2 separate regions of the Mus musculus genome follow, and region 2 is linked to region 1. Evidence: chromatin loops called from intact Hi-C (ENCODE). Cell type or tissue: left cerebral cortex. All regions are shown on one strand.

Region 1 (8,000 bases):
AGATGTGGTGGCACATGCACTTGTAATCTGAACACTTGAGAGGTGTGAATAGGAGGGCCATAAGTTCAAGGGCATCCTCAATTATATCTGTGAGTTCTAGGCCAGCTTGAGATACATGAGGCTTCATCTCTTTCTCTTCCTTCCTTCCTTCCTTCCTTCCTTCCTTCCTTCCTTCCTTCCTTCCTTTCTTCTTTTTCTTTTTCTTTTTCTTTTTCTTTTTCTTTTTCTTCTTTTTTTTTTGAGCAGGGTTTCTCTGTGTAGCCCTGGCTGTCCTGGAACTCACTCTGTAGACCAGGTTGGCCTCAAACCCAGAAATTCGTCTGCCTCTGCCTCCCAAGTGCTGGGATTAAAGGCGTGCGCCACCAACGCCCAGAGAGACTTCATCTCAAAAACCAAACTCAAACCCAAAAAACCTAAATAAAATAAAACAAAAACAAAAATATGTGTTTGTGGCCCCACATCTGGTGTTCTGATAGAATAAGGTAAGCATGAATATTTTTTAAAGTTTTTTTTATTTTAAATTTTTACTTTAAATTTTGTGTATATTGGTTGTGGGTTTGTGTTCCTGAGTGCAATGCCCATGAAGGCCAGAAGAGGGCATTAGACCCTCTGGAGTTGTCATTAAATGTGATTGAGAGCTGCCTTCCATGGGTGCCAGGAACTGAACCCCTGTCTTCTAGAAGAGGCTGAGCCATCTCTCTAGCCCAGCATGCTAAATTTAAAAGCCCCACAGTCTACAGCTCACATCTGTTTATTAGAGAAGACTGGGCACCAATGTGTTTATTTGTACAGAAAGCTAGCAATCCAGTAATTGCAAATAAACAGGGACCAAAGACATGGTCCCATGGGAAAAATTACTAACCACACAACCGCACAAGCCTAACAACTCAAGTTCTGTCCTTGGAACCAATGTAAAAAGGCAGATATGGTGGTATGAACCTGGAATATTAACACTTTTCCTGTGAGATGGGAGGCAGACACAAAAGTAGCCCCTGGAAGCTTAGCTGACAGCCAGACTAAGATACACAGCAGCACAGTACAAGACAGACCCCGCCTCGGCAAGGTGCAAGGAGCAAATGATTTCTGAAAATTGCCCTGTGACCTCCACATGGCATGGCATGTGACACTCTCTTCCCATAAATAAATCTTTTTAAAAGTACAAAAAGAAAGAAAGAAAGAAAGAAGGAAAGAAAAAGAAAGAAAAAAAAGAAAAGAAAGAAAGAAAAGAAAAGAAGAGAAGAGAATAAAAAAGGCTTTTGTTTTTTCTCCAGGCACTTGAAGAGAGAAGGGTGAGACTCTGAGCCATCCATTGTCATTAGAGAACAAGCCAGTGAACAATGCAGTGACCACTGAGTTGCATTTGTGTGCAGCCAACAGAAGGAACACAGCTACTATGTGGCATTTGAAGTCAAGATTACAGTTTCTGCCACTGGAGCCCCCTCTTTAGCCTTGGTTTCACTTTTCACTCTGAGGCAAGGTCTCAATAAATTGCCCATGCTGGCCTTGAACTCACTCTGCTGCCCGTGGGTACCCTGCACTTGATTTCCCCACCCCGGTCGCCACATTGGCCACACCACTAGGCCTGGTTTTCCCACTGTGTTCATTCTTTATGATTTATGTTTCAGGCCTTTGCTTGTTCTCTAGATAGCTTTTAAAGATGGGGCTTGCTCTGCCTAGGCTGCACAGCCTCCTTAGTAGCTGGGGCTGCAGGTGTGCATTTATCTGAGCTAAGGCAGTGTAACATTCTCAAGTTCTCAGGTCAGAGTCTTGCATGATATCCATGCAAGAGAGAGGCCCAGCTTAGCCCGGCTCAGTCCAGCCCATTCACAGCCCCAGTAAATGGACCATTGCTCCAGTTTCTGCCTCTGTTGTATCACATTGCCCACCCCCATCCCCTTTTCCTTTACCGTCCAGATTCTGTCTGCTTCCTTGTTTTCTTTTGTGTAAAACCCCAGGGTATTCCACACACAACATCAGCTCCACAATAAACCCACGGGTCTCCAGGACCAGGGGCTCCTTTCTGTAGCCATATCGATCCCCCCTGGATGAGTTACTTTAGAGGGCTCTCATTTTTTCTTGGGTACCTACTACGTGTCAGGTTTTGTTAAATCTTTGACCATTGTCTTTTTATTGCAAAATAACCCTGAGAAATGGCATTTATTTATTTATTTATTTATTTATTTATTTATTTATTTTTACTGCTGTTGCTCGCCTGCTTTTTCAGATTATCAGTCATTAAAGGAGGAGGGTGACTCCTGAGTTTGGCAGACCTGCAATAACAAAAGCTACTACTCAGTATAGGAGTCCAAGAAGTTTCTTACAGTTGGTTCTCTGAACAAGGTGAAGTAGGCTCTGTGTTTGTTAGGGGCAGCTTCTGGCTGGGCTAGGAGCTGGCTAGCCGGCTAGCTGGCTAGCTCTCTGAGATTTTTTTTTTTTTTTTTAAATAAAGATCCGGATGCAATTCTATTCTTATGACTTAATCACTGTGGAGGCCAGTACTCTTAATACTTAGGATTTTAACATATGCATTTGGAGCATAAACATCCAGGTGACATGAGGCATCAAGGGAAGGGAAGAAAGGCAGAGACAGGTGTTGGGATTCAAGTGACTGACCGTACAAAGGTCAAATGTAGACATCTAACAAGGAGCCTCATGCCCAGCTGCTAGAATTGGAGCCAGTCAGTTTTCACAGCCAGTTAGCCCCAGGCTCTTGGCTTATCCGTTCTGGTGACTTAGAAGAGGCAACCACAGGGTTACGTTTTGTCTCGAACAACTTAGAGAAGGAAGCAGCAAGTGTGTATGTGTGTCTGTGGGTGCGCGTCTGTGTGTGTATGTGTGTGTATGCGCGCGCGCACGCGTGTCTGTGCTTGGAGAGAGTATATATGTTTCTGATTTTAAGCTCCCGGCTCTCTGACATCAGAGTGGGTTCCCATATCAGGGTGGTGAGGCATTGAGAGAAGCATCCTGGGCGGGTGTGTGCGTGTCGGCGTGCCTTGCGTGGAACAGAGATTGCTGCACCCAGCGCCAGGCACTGGAGGAGGAGGAATCCGTAGCAGAGATCTGAATAATTGATTCTTCAGCAGCACCAGACGCCCGGGAGCGGGCGGAGAGCGTGGTTTCAGCACCAAGGTTGCGCGCCACCGCAAGCTCCCCCCGTCACCAGCCAGACACCTAGGTCGGCCTTGTTCCGCTGCCGCCGTGCGCTCCAGAAGAGGGTGGCCGCGCTCCGCGTCGCCGCCTAGGGACTGCGGGGTCTGCCTTGGCCCGCCTCCGGGGTGGGCGGCTGCAGGCGGACCAGAGCTCCAAACAACGTCGGATTGCGCGGGGGTTGCTGCGTTGCGTCTCGCTGGCTGAGAACAAGTCCTAAGTTGCTGTGGTGGGCGCCTCTGCTTTCCTCTATCCTCCTAGGCGACCGCAGCAGAAGCGTGCCCTAGGATCCTGGCTTCTCCAGTGTTGTGAACCGCGGTGGCCAGGCTCTTTCCTGGGCTCCCGCTGACCAAGTGAGGAACCGAACGCCCAGCTCGGAGCTGGCCCTTCAGCGAAAGGGCCAGGAGGGAGCTGCGGTCCTCTGCCTGCGCCCTTCTCCGCCAGGGACCGCGGGGATCCCCGGCCACACGCGCGCGCGCGCTCCCACACTCACTCACACACACACACTCACACACTCACGCACGCCAAGCAGGAGCAGGACTGCGGAGAGGGTGTCCAGGCGCGCTCAGAGGACCTGGCAGCCGCTGTCCGGAGTGGAGCATAAAGCTGAGCCAGGGCTCTAGGAGAGAGGCTCCTGGGGTGCTGTGCCTGAGCATGGGGCCGGATGAGCTCTGAGAGTCGCGGCGGCAGCAATCAGCCCTGGAGATGACCAGGGGTGGCCACTGCTGAGAACTATGTGGAGAGAGGCTGCGGTGAGTGCTGGCGCGGGACGCCGAGCCTGGGAGGGCCCTGTGAGAAGCTGGTGGGGGGAAGGTATGGATAGGAGGGGGCGGCAGGACGCACAAGAGGGTCGCTACGTGGGAGTGATCACACCTCCCTCGGGGATCCGGGACCGCGGGAGCCCGCGTCCTTCCCTCCCCCTCTTCTCCTCCCGGCTCATAGCAAACTCAGCCAGCGCCCCCTCCTTTCCTGCCCCCCACCCCCCACCCCAGGCTCAGCAGCTCCTGGTCGCACAACTCCCAGTAGCCGGGCGCCGAGGTGGTGGTAGGGGGTGAGGGTGGAGGTTCCCACTAAGCTTCTCGTGGGTGGCCAACCTGGGGCTTCCACTCTCCGGTGCGTCCCTGAAAGGAGCTCTGGTTATCAGCCACAGGAAGTGAAGACCCGCACCGAGGGTGTCATAGGCACCAAGCTCCAGCTCCCTCTCTGGTCGAGCCCCCAGGGTGCATAAGGGGGCTGTGAGCACTGCAGACTGCATCCCTCCCCCCACCTTCCCTTAGCACTGGTGGGCTGACCCTGCCTCTCCATCTCTCCTCCGCCCCGGTTAGAGCCCTGCTGCAGAGCCTCCGGCTGGGATAGCCGCCCCCCGTGGGGGTGATGCGGACAGCGCGGGACAGCCAGGGGAGCACGCAGGGGCCGCAGCATGCGGGAACCCGCTAAACCTGGTGGCTGCTGAGGCGGCCGAGATGCTCGTGCGCGCAGCACGCCCCATTGCATCCTCCACCTTCTCCGGCTACAGGTACGTCCTAGTTGGTGATACGGACTTCCCGGGCCTGGGAGGATATAGGCTCAACCGGTGAAGAGAGAGGAGAGGGTTCAGTAGGGAGATGGGGGGAAAAGAGCGAGGGAGAGAAAACTGGAGAGGGAGAGCCCAATGGCGAGGCGTTGGAGGAGCACCAGGTGGCGCTGCGGCCCTGCACTCCACCTTGCTCACCCTAAAAAGCCAAGGCTGGAGTTTGCCCCAACTTCCCCCGGGGTGCAACAACACCCGAGCCGAAGGGCGCGCGCTTGTACACGCGTGCACGACCGTACAGGCATTTTCAGGCAAGCACTGTTGTGCACCTGGCACAGTGCTTGTGTGCACACCGTCTGAGGACGTTTGAAGGCTCCAGCTGGCCGTGGGCATCTCTAAGGCGGCCTGGGGATATGCGCAGAAAAGCGCGCGTGTCTGTTAGCGTGTGCAGCCCACTGCCCACGTGCATCTAAGATTTGGCTCCAGGGTCTGCAGTGGAAAGACTGAGGAGGGGATGCACACTCCTCATCTATCTGAGAGCTTTTTGGGAGCCTACCCCCACCCCCGCACGTTCTTTGCCAGCTCCCACGCGCTGGCCCACTTGCGGGGTGTTAGGGTGGGGGTGGAAGGCAGAGCTCCTACTCTCCAGAATTCAGCATTTCACACGGCATGAGATTGTATGTTGCTTGTGCGTACCCGTGTGTAGGGGGCGGGTCCAGGGAGGCTTGACATAGAGCTTCTCCCAGCAAGGTAGTGGTGGGGAGTCCGGCCTCAAGTTCCCCTGTGCACCTGAGAGCCCGGGGTCACAAAGAGCACCTACACTTTCAAGCGCTTGTTGTAACCCTCGCATGGGGGGGGGGTGCGGGATCTGCAGCTGGTGGGTGCCACTAAAGGAGCAAGGTCTGTGGCGCACTGGGCGAGCTCCGTGGCGCACTGGGCGAGCTCCCAGGGGGTGGGGTCAGTTAACCCTGTAGGCTCGCCACAGACTCAGGCTGCAGTATGCAGGCACCGCCTCTCACGCTAGGGCTAGTCCGGAGTTCGCTGCTCCTGAGCAGGGGGCGGGGTCGATAACTTGGTCCACGCACTTGCGGAGAGAGAGGGTTGCAAAGAGGGCTTGGCCTGGGCTTCTGATTGTGGGTGGTAGTGGGGTTCATGGCTCTCTGGGAGCCTAGGAGCTGTTGTCTGCGTCAAATTTGGGGAATCTTGTGTGGAATTTGGACCCAGATGGGATTGAGGGAGTCAGCTGGAGACAAGAGAGAAGGAAGGAGGATGCCAGGATGGGCTTGGGGACAGGGATGGCAAAATAGCTCGGCTTGGACTGATACGTGGAGATGGACATGGGTCGAAGAATGTGGATGGCATCAAGGATGAGTATTCTAAAGAGTGACAAAAACAGTCAGAGCTGGTGTCGGGTTTCACATTCGACTCTCAGAGCGGGTGCAGGGGCAGTCTATCCTGTTTCCTGGGCCCCTCACTGACCACCACCTGCCTCTCGCTCTCCTCCACCTTACAGGGACCCTAAGTGGCGACCATGGGCAGACTGGGCTACTGGACCTTGCTGGTATTGCCGGCCCTTCTGGTCTGGCACGGTCCGGCGCAGAACGCGGCGGCGGAGAAGGGTACTCCAGCGCTGAACATTGCGGTGCTGCTGGGTCACAGCCACGACGTGACAGAACGCGAACTTCGAAATCTGTGGGGCCCGGAGCAGGCAACCGGCTTGCCCCTGGATGTGAACGTGGTGGCGTTATTGATGAACCGCACTGACCCTAAGAGCCTCATCACGCATGTGTGCGACCTCATGTCCGGGGCGCGCATCCATGGCTTGGTGTTTGGAGATGATACGGACCAAGAGGCTGTGGCTCAGATGCTGGATTTTATCTCCTCACAGACTTTCATCCCCATCTTGGGCATTCATGGGGGTGCATCTATGATCATGGCTGACAAGGTAAGGCCAGGAGGAGATGGACTGCCAGGGTCCTGGAGGGGTTGTTCTACAAATGGCAGCCACCTCGCGGGGGTGGGGTGGGGTACATCTCCTATTCAGTTGTACACATATACTCAATTCGAAAGCAGGTTAAGTGGCCTCTGACCTTTGTGAGAATTGCTCGGTGTCTGTCTGACCCAGACATGATGGAAACCCTTTGCTTTTGGTTTTGAAGATGGGGTACTCAGATGCTCCTTGGTGTTCCAGGATGAGGACAGAAAACACAACAGTAGGCCAGTGGGTGGTGATGGAATGTTTGGATGTTTTCAAGGAGCTCAAAGACAAGTGTGGGAACACTCGGGTCAATATGGCCCCATTCCTACAGTGCCAGGTTTACCAGAATCTCCACTTTTCTCTCTTCGGTAAAGTGATTAAACCTGCTACTACTTAAACAAACAAAACCTAAAGATGGGTATTGAGGTTTTTAGAAAAAAAAAAAAACGCGAAAGCGGACAGATTTGTGCTAGCCTAGACTTAAGGAGTGGAGGTGGGAGACCAAGAGCCCTAGGGCTAGAGGCATGTGGGCGAAACTCTGCTCTAGGGAGAGGAATGTGTGCAGAGAAGTAACTCCAGGCCCAGGATGTTGGAGAGCCTGGAGGTTCCCTTCTGTAGCTCTTACGTGGGCTGACGAAGTCACTACAGGGCTTCCGAAGATTTTCAAATGGAAAGTTTTGGAAGATGGATCTTAGTATGGAAGTTGACTTTCAGAGATGAGAGAAAATGTGTCTGACTTTCTTGGCTTTCTTTGGGGCACTGGCTTGGAGAAGAGGTTTGCCGGCTGAATAGGATGTTAGGAGAACTTGCTAGGAATGATGCTGAAGGCCAGAGATGGAAGGAAGCTGTGAGGGAGAAACGAGAGAGAGAGAGAGAGAGAGAGAGAGAGAGAGAGAGAGAGAGAGAGAGAGCGCCACAACCCCACAGATGCCTCAGGAGGGCTTGGGTGCTTATATTTAATGCTGGCAGCTGGAGAGGGCTCCCTAGGTAGCAGGCTAAAACTGGAGAATGGGTGGATATTTGTCACAGCACTTTCCTTTTGTCTGTCTTAAAACACTGCAGTTCATCTCTGTTCAGTGCTCAGTGACCCTCCTGGGTCTCCTGGGCTGTGGCACAAGCAGTGAAAACACTGCTGGTCCAGTATCTGATTGAACATTGATTCCAAATAGCCCTTGCTAGCAGGACCTTCATGGGAGGGCACAGTCCCCTCTCTGCTTCAGAGGGCTCCTTCACTGGTCTAGTGAAAGCAGGGGATGACTGGATTCTGCTTACAGTGTTCTGGTCATATCAGAACTGCGTAGGACCTTAGCATTGCTAGAACACCCGAAACTCTCAGACAAAGTGGCCAATGCACAGGGCTGTTAG
Region 2 (8,000 bases), 530 kb after region 1:
AAAGACAGCATTTTCAACAAATGGTGCTGGCACAACTGTAGAAGAATGCGAATTGATCCATTTCTATCTCCTTGTACTAAGGTCAAATCTAAGTGGATTAAGGAACTCCACATAAAACCAGAGACACTGAAACTTATACAGGAGAAAATGTGGAAAAGCCTAGAAGATATGGGCACAGGGGAAAAATTCCTGAATAGAACAACAATGGCTTGTGCTGTAAGATAGAGAATAGACAAATAGGACCTCATAAAATTGCAAAGCTTTTGTAAGGCAAAAGACACTGTCAATAAGACAAAAAGGTCACCAACAGATTGGGAAAGGATCTTTACCTATCCTAAATCAGATAGGGGACTAATATCCAATATATATAAAGAACTGAAGAAGGTGGACTTCAGAAAATCAAATAACCCCATTAAAAAGTGGGGCTCAGAGCTAAACAAAGAATTCTCACCTGAGGAATACCGAATGGCTGAGAAGCACCTGAAAAAATATTCAGCATACTTAATCATAAGGGAAATGCAAATCAAAACAACCCTGAGATTCCACCTCACACCAGCCAGAATGGCTAAGATCAAAAATTCAAGTGACAGCAGATGCTGGCGAGGATGTGGAGAAAGAGGAACGCTCCTCCATTTTTGGTGGAATTGCAAGCTTGTACAACCACTCTGGAAATCAGTCTGGTGGTTCCTCAGAAAAATGGACATAGTACTACCAGAGGATCCCACAATACCTTTCCTGGGCGTATATCCAGAAGATGTTCCAACCGGTAAGAAGGACACATGCTCAACTATGTTCATAGCAGCCTTTTTTGTAATAGTCAGATGCCCCTCAACAGAGGAATGGATACAGAAAATGTGGTACATTTACACAATGGAGTACTACTCAGCTATTAAAAAGAATGAATTTATGAAATTCCTAGGCAAATAGATGGACCTGGAAGGCATCATCCTGAGTGAGGTAACCTAATCACAAAAGAACTCACATAATATGTACTCACTGATAAGTGGATATTAGCCCAGAAACTTAGAATACCCAAGATACAAGATACAATTTGCAAAACACGTGTAACTCAAGAAGAATGAAGACAAAGGTGTGGACACTTTGCCCCTTCTTAGAATTGGGAACAAAACACCCATGGAAAGAGTTACAGAGACAAAGTTTGGAGCTGAGACGAAAGGATGGACCATCTAGAGACTACCATATCAAGGGATCCAGCCCCTAATCAGCCTCCAAACACTGACACCATTGCACACACTAGCAAGATTTTGCTGGAAGGACCCTTATATAGCTGTCTCTTGTGAGGCTATACTGGGGCCTAACAAACACAGAAGTGGATGCTCACAGTCAGCTATTGGATGGATCACAGGGCCCCCAATGGAGGAGCTAGAGAAAGTACCCAAGGAGTTAAAGGGGTCTGCAACCCTATAGATGGAACAACAATATGAACTAACCAGTACCCCCCGGAGCTCATGTCTCTAGCTTCATATGTACCAGAAGATGGCCTAGTCGGCCATCAGTGGAAAGAGAGGCCCATTGGTCTTGCAAACTTTATATGCCTCAGTACAGGGGAACGCCAGTGCCAAGAAGTCGGAGTGGGAGGGGGTAGGGGGGGTATGTGGGACTTTTCGGATAGCATTGGAAATGTAAATGAAGAAAATACCTAATTAAAATATAAATAAATAAATAAATAAATAAATAAATAAATAAATAAATAAATAAAACTTGAACATATCACTGGGAAGGAAGCAACTGAACTCACTGACACAAGTAGCCAGTTTTCCCAGGAATTCTTGGTGTGATCTTTGAATTAACTAAGGACTTGATCAAGACTGGAAAGATGACACAGTTGGTAAAGTGCTTACAAGAAGCAAGCATGAGAACCTGAATCTGATCTCCATAAAAGCCCTGCAATGTTCACCATAGGCCTAGCACTGGGATGTATGTAGGGGGCAGGGCACTGGAAGATCCGGGGAGTTTGATGGCCAGTCAGTCAATCTAATTGGTTAGCTCCAGATTCACTGAGAGAGGCTGTTTCAAAAAATAAAGTGGAGAGTGACTGAAGAAGACACCTGCTATTGACTACTGGCACACACATACATGTACGAGTACACCCAAGTGTGGACACGCACACACGCATACATACACATACAAGCACAAATAAGTATGCATAAGTGTGCACATGAGCATACACACACAAGTAGGTTTAAGTGTTCACACAGACATACACATACACACACACACTCACATATGTACACACAAAATTAACTATTTGACCAAGAAGACTCCCAGGAGACATGAATACTTAAGTGATAGATAGCATAGTGGCCCGGCCCTGAATTGTGCTCACTGCACACATTCGACTGGACTGCAGGCTGTGTCTGCACTTCTACATTTAATTGAATCTTCTAACACTTCTTTGAGATGGGTGACAACAGCTTTTCTTTTCACCATCTGGCAGGCCCTGTAAAAACCATCAGTTACCCAGTCTCAAAAAGGAGTAAGACAAGACATGGAGAGGTTAATGGGCACTCAGGACCTCCTTAGGCCATCAGTCGTTGGTGTCAGGCTGAGATGTGGTTACCTACTTGCTTTCTGGCTGTGAGAATCAACTGTGTGCCAGCATGAGTCATACACAGTGGTGATCTTTCTAGTAAAGTAAGAAAACTTGTATGGGTCGAGTTTCCTCACTTTGAGTGCCTGTTGTACTAGATGCACCCAAAGCTCCGCCATTCCTGCTGCTTTCTGTTGGCTCTCTGTGCACAATGGCACAGTCTGTAGCTACCAGGACATCTTCACATGGAGGACTTCAGAAGATGGCACTCTCCCATCAGAACATCAGGTTTCCCTGAAGGATTCCATGACATGGGATGTGTCCTAGATAGATTTAGGAATTGCCGGAGAACAATTTATGAAATGCTGATGCAGGGTGTGGCAGTATCAACCTGCATTCCCAGTGCCAGAAAGGCAAAGACAGGCAGATCCAAGAGGTGACAGGACAGCCAGTCTAGCTGAATCAGCAAGATCTGAGGTCCATGAGTGAGGCCCTATCTAAGAAATTAAGATGGAGAGTGAGAGATGGGGAATGACTCATGGAGAAAGTATGGGCTGTTCTTCAAAAGGACATGAGGTCCCAGGATACTGTCTGTAAGTCTAGCTCCAGGGGAATCTGATACCTTTGGCCTCTGTAGGACAAACACACACACACACACACACACACACACACACACACACACACACACACAATGTCTGGCTTTTACCCCCAAAGATCAGGTTTTAGTAGGCCTTGTATGTAACCACAGTCTACATGTGAAAAGCACACTAGTAGCTTTGTTATGGAGACAGCCAAGAATGAGAACCACTGCCCAGGCAGCTGGCAGGATGGGAGGGGGCAGCAGATGCACCTAATATTCATTCACTAATTATTATGTAACCCAAATTGGTATACAAAGTTTCGATCAATTATAGACTCACCCTAAAAAGCAGCAACTGTCATTGGCCTGATTTTACAGGAGATGGAGCTTAGAGAAGCCTAGTGACCTAAGGAACGTTACCCAGCTAGGAACTGGCAGAGCTTGGCTGGAGACTGTTGCCATCCTTCATCACGCTCTATGTCTCCCTCTATTGGTCTATAGGATGTGTTCCATGAGTCTTTACCAAAGAATAAATGAAATGTCAAAATCTTACCTTGACACTTGATACAGACCATCACACACTGGGCACCACAATCTTTTAGCCAATCTCACAACGAAGGACTTTATCTCTGTCCCAGGCTGCTCAGGTGTTTGTGGGACTCTATAGACTGATGGTCAGTGGCCAAGTGAAGCAAGCTCAAAGAGGCTTCAGCACTCCCTCCTCCTGGTCTGTCCCCTTGCCTGCCTGGTAGTCTGTAGGGAACTGAGACCAAGGCAAGATTCAGATGAGAGAGGACACTGAGCCCTTTTGTGTGACGTGCTCCTCAGACATCAGCCCATATGCAAGTCATCGGGGGACTCTGCAGACACAGATATATCCTATTCAGAAGAGCTGGGGTAGCATCAGAAGTGTGGATTCTGCAGACCCACAGATGTCACAGGTAGCAGCAAGACACTGGAGGAATCTGACAGGACAGCACACCACATGGCGTTTGAGAATGTCAGCTTTCCCTACTTAGAGTCCTCCTTTATACCCATGGCTAATCTGTGTCTTCCGTACCTCACACAAAGAGAGACACAGGGAGACAGGGCTGAACCCCTTCTCGAGTTCTGCTTCAATCCCTGTTATATACGTGTGCAAAGTAGGTTATAAATACCCCAGTGATGGCTAATCTTGGTTGTCAACTTGACTATATCTGGAATCAGCTAAAACACAATCTGCTGGGCTCACCTGTGTGTGTCTTTCTTGATCAGATTAGCTAAAGCAGGCAGACCCACCCTAAATGTGGGTGGCACCTTCTGGTAGCAGCCCAGATAAAAGAACATGGAAGAAAACTGCTTTTTGCATGCCTGTCCTTACTCTTGCTGGAAAGTCTGTCTATCCTGATGCTTTAACATTCCTTCACTGCTGTTAGAAGCAGCATCTTTAGGGTTCTGAAGTACACTGAAGTCGCTCTCCAGACACCCTCCATGTCTTCAATACCAGATGGGGACTGCTGAGATCTCTCAGCCTCTCCAGGGTGAGACAGCCATTGTTGAATTATCCTAACTGCGCCTTGTAAAATATATCCAATAAGTATTAAATATGTGTATGTATATATGTATATATTAATAGAATGTATATATGTGCATATCTATGTGTGTATAATATATATATTAGAGAACCCGGAATAAAACAATTCTTCCCCAAACATCACTTTTGATTCCACACTGCAGGCCCAGTACAACAAGCCTTATGTATTCTTACAAACTACACGGGGAATTAGAGTAAACAGTATTTGTTATACTTGACACCACCTCAAGACACCAACTGCCTCAGGAATTTTCAAATATATTCTTCCCAAGTTCTTTGAAAGGGGTGTTATGGTCTGCAATTTAGTGTACCCTCAAAATCTTGGGTTTCAAAGGCTGAGTTTTCTAGTGTGAAATCAAGATGCAGAGCATTTGCGAGAAGGTATTGGACTATGAGGTGTCCTTGTTGGTGGATCAATTCACTGATGCCTTCATAGATTAGCAAACAGGGCTTGAGAGAACTATTTTGTTCTAAATAAAGATCTCTCTCTCTCTCTCTCTTTCTCTCTCTCTCTCTCTCTCTCTCTCTCTCTCTCTCTCTCTCTCTCTCTCTCTCTCTCTCTCTCCATCCCTTCTCTCTTCCTGCCCTCATGAGGTGAGCAACTTTCACCACATGCTTCCCATGACATTTTACCCCAGCACAGGCTAAATGATAAACATGGGTTTAAAGCTCTGAAGCCAAGGTCCAAGCAGGCAGCCCTGAGTTCAGATGTAGATCAAATGAAGTCAAGTCAGCCAGATAACATGTTCTTATAAGCTTAGAAAACTACTGAGAATTCAAGGGAAAGATACACAAGCACAGAAGGTACTTCTAGAACCCTCAAAGTTCTCTCCATGTTTTGTCACAGTGATGGAAAGAAGACTAACTCAGTAGGTAACTTTATGATCTCCCACACAGAGTATTCATTCTGATGTCACTGGTGTGAACTGATATTGCTTGCTTTGTTATCATGGAAAAATGGTATGACTTGCTAGTTTCATTATTGCTTAGATCACTCCTGTGTCTTGCAGCTGAGCTGTACCTTGTGTGTATTAGTTAACCGGTTCACTAATCTCAGTAAATACATATTAGCTACAACCCCAGCAAGTTCAGAGTTTATGTTTTTATAGAGCTTAAAATGTAGTCAAAGGAGACTGAGAACTCAAGGAAAATACACAAATATAGAAGATATTTCAAAATTATTAGTAACTTTCATGCTGTGGTGACCAAATACCCGATAAATTTAATTAAGTGGGTGGGGAAGCTTATGCTATCATGGAAGGGAAGGCATTGTGGCGCTGTTCTGCCCATGGCAGCAGAAGTGTGTTACACTGATGGCTCACATGACAACTGACTGAGACACAAAATGTGAATCTTCAAAAGCCCAACCCTTGTGCCCTTCTTCCACCAGCCAGGCCACGTGTCCTCAGGGACCCCCACCCTTCAGAATGTCACCATAAACTAAGGAGCAAGTGTTCCAACATGAGTCTGTGGGGTATTTCATATTCAAACCAAAGCTTTGAAGGCAGATGATAACATGACGATATTAAACAGTGTTCAGAGCAGATGACTGTGCCCGTGTAAGTCATTCCAACTTACAGTAGGGATGGAGGAGCTCTGCCATGGAGGCCAGAAGAGACACTTGGAGAGTCCAAAGTGTCAGAACCAAGAGAAATAAATGTTCTTAGAAATAATGAGATGTTTGCCCAGGAAGATGCACCTTAGAATAACTTGCCTCTTGGAGTTGACATTGAAATCCTGCCATATGCTGTATACACATTTAATTAGCAACTTTCACACATCTCTGTAGATCCACCATAGCTCCCCCAAATTTACAGATGAGAAATGATGTTCTGAAAAGTCAAGTCACTTGTCCAAGATTATGGCTGATGAATGAAAGTGCTGGATTTATTTCAAGGACACTGACTTCCTCCAGTGCAAATCAGGCAGGCACAGGCTCCTTGAGGACAGAACGCCCAGCCCCTAGACACACATAGCTTGTTGTAGACAGGGAAGCCTATAGTGTAGCTATTAAATGTGTAGAATAATCCTGGGGGTGGTATAACCAGTAAAGTGCTTGTCATGCCCATGTGAGGACCCTAGTCCAGTTCCTGGTCAACGCTCATGAAGCAGTGGGTGGTAGGGTACTTCTGAAATCTTAGCACTACTGTGGTGAGGTAAGAGACAGGAAGATCACCAGTAGCTTCCAAGCCATCTAGCCTAGCATATTCAGCAAGCACAGTAGACCCTGTTTCCATACTCATACACACAAATATACATGTGCGCATGAGCACACACACAAGAAAGAGAGAGGGAGAGAGAGAGACAGAGACAGAGACTGGGACAAAAAGACAGACACAGACACAGAGACAGGGACAGAGACACAGACACAGACATAGTCACAGACACAGACACACAGACACAGACACACAGACACAGACACACAGACACAGACACAGACACACAGACACAGACACACAGACACAGACACAGACACACAGACACAGACACAGACACAGACACACAGACACAGACACAGAGACAGACACAGACACACAGACACAGACACAGACACAGACACAGACACAGACACACAGACACAGACACAGACACACAGACACACAGACACAGACACACAGACACAGACACAGACACACAGACACAGACACAGAGACAGACACAGACACACAGACACAGACACAGACACAGACACAGACACACAGACACAGACACACAGACACAGACACACAGACACAGACACACAGACACAGACACACAGACACAGACACACAGACACAGACACAGACACACAGACACAGACACAGACACAGACACACAGACACAGACACAGACACACAGACACAGACACACAGACACAGACACAGACACAGACACACAGACACAGACACAGACACAGACACAGACACAGACACAGACCGACACAGACACAGACACAGACACAGACACAGACACAGACACAGACACACAGACACAGACACAGACACAGACACAGACACAGACACAGTCACAGACACAGGCAGGCAGGCAGGCAGATTTTAAAATTTAGGACATAGAGATAGTTAGCTGATTTTGGACTCGGGATTCTCATGCACACAGTGATGTTAGGTGACTGTGAGGCTTATTCTGTCCACTGAATGAGATAATAAATGCTAGAATGCATCCACTCATTTTTTCATCCTCAAAAGAATTTCAAGGGCATTACAAACAGAAAGCACCCTTTACTTTCCTTTGATGCTCTCATTATGGGACCTGACCAGAAGTTATTATCTGAATTTTGCAAAACTGGGTCTGCTGAA

Evidence for each region. Peaks named below come from ENCODE experiments on the same cell type or tissue, not always from the same donor. Only the 100,000 strongest peaks of a DNase experiment are listed, where the experiment ranks them.
Region 2: a loop joins it to region 1, with 4 times the contacts of the local background. A loop is called at or near these places in 3 of 42 quality-filtered maps.

The regions. Positions count from the first base shown.
Region 1 is chr16:9,990,722-9,998,721 of GRCm38, reverse strand. It overlaps Grin2a (glutamate receptor, ionotropic, NMDA2A (epsilon 1)), which reads left to right and starts at 2,909. Exons shown (of 14, transcript NM_008170.4): 1 at 2,909-3,899; 2 at 4,473-4,663; 3 at 6,171-6,602. The coding sequence starts at 6,189. Gm30668 (a long non-coding RNA gene) reads left to right here. Exons shown (of 3, transcript XR_384651.2): 3 at 1,272-1,513. In left cerebral cortex, CTCF peaks have their summits at 580 (motif pointing right), 4,822 (motif pointing right) and 6,294; DNase peaks (open chromatin) are centred at 6,324, 6,567, 6,801, 7,166 and 7 more places; H3K4me3 peaks cover 5,544 bases; H3K27ac peaks cover 5,332 bases.
Region 2 is chr16:9,465,206-9,473,205 of GRCm38, reverse strand. No RefSeq gene overlaps it. Among named protein-coding and RNA genes, the nearest start is that of Gm41418, 190 kb to the right of the region's middle. In left cerebral cortex, a CTCF peak has its summit at 3,636 (motif pointing left); DNase peaks (open chromatin) are centred at 2,493, 3,659 and 4,268.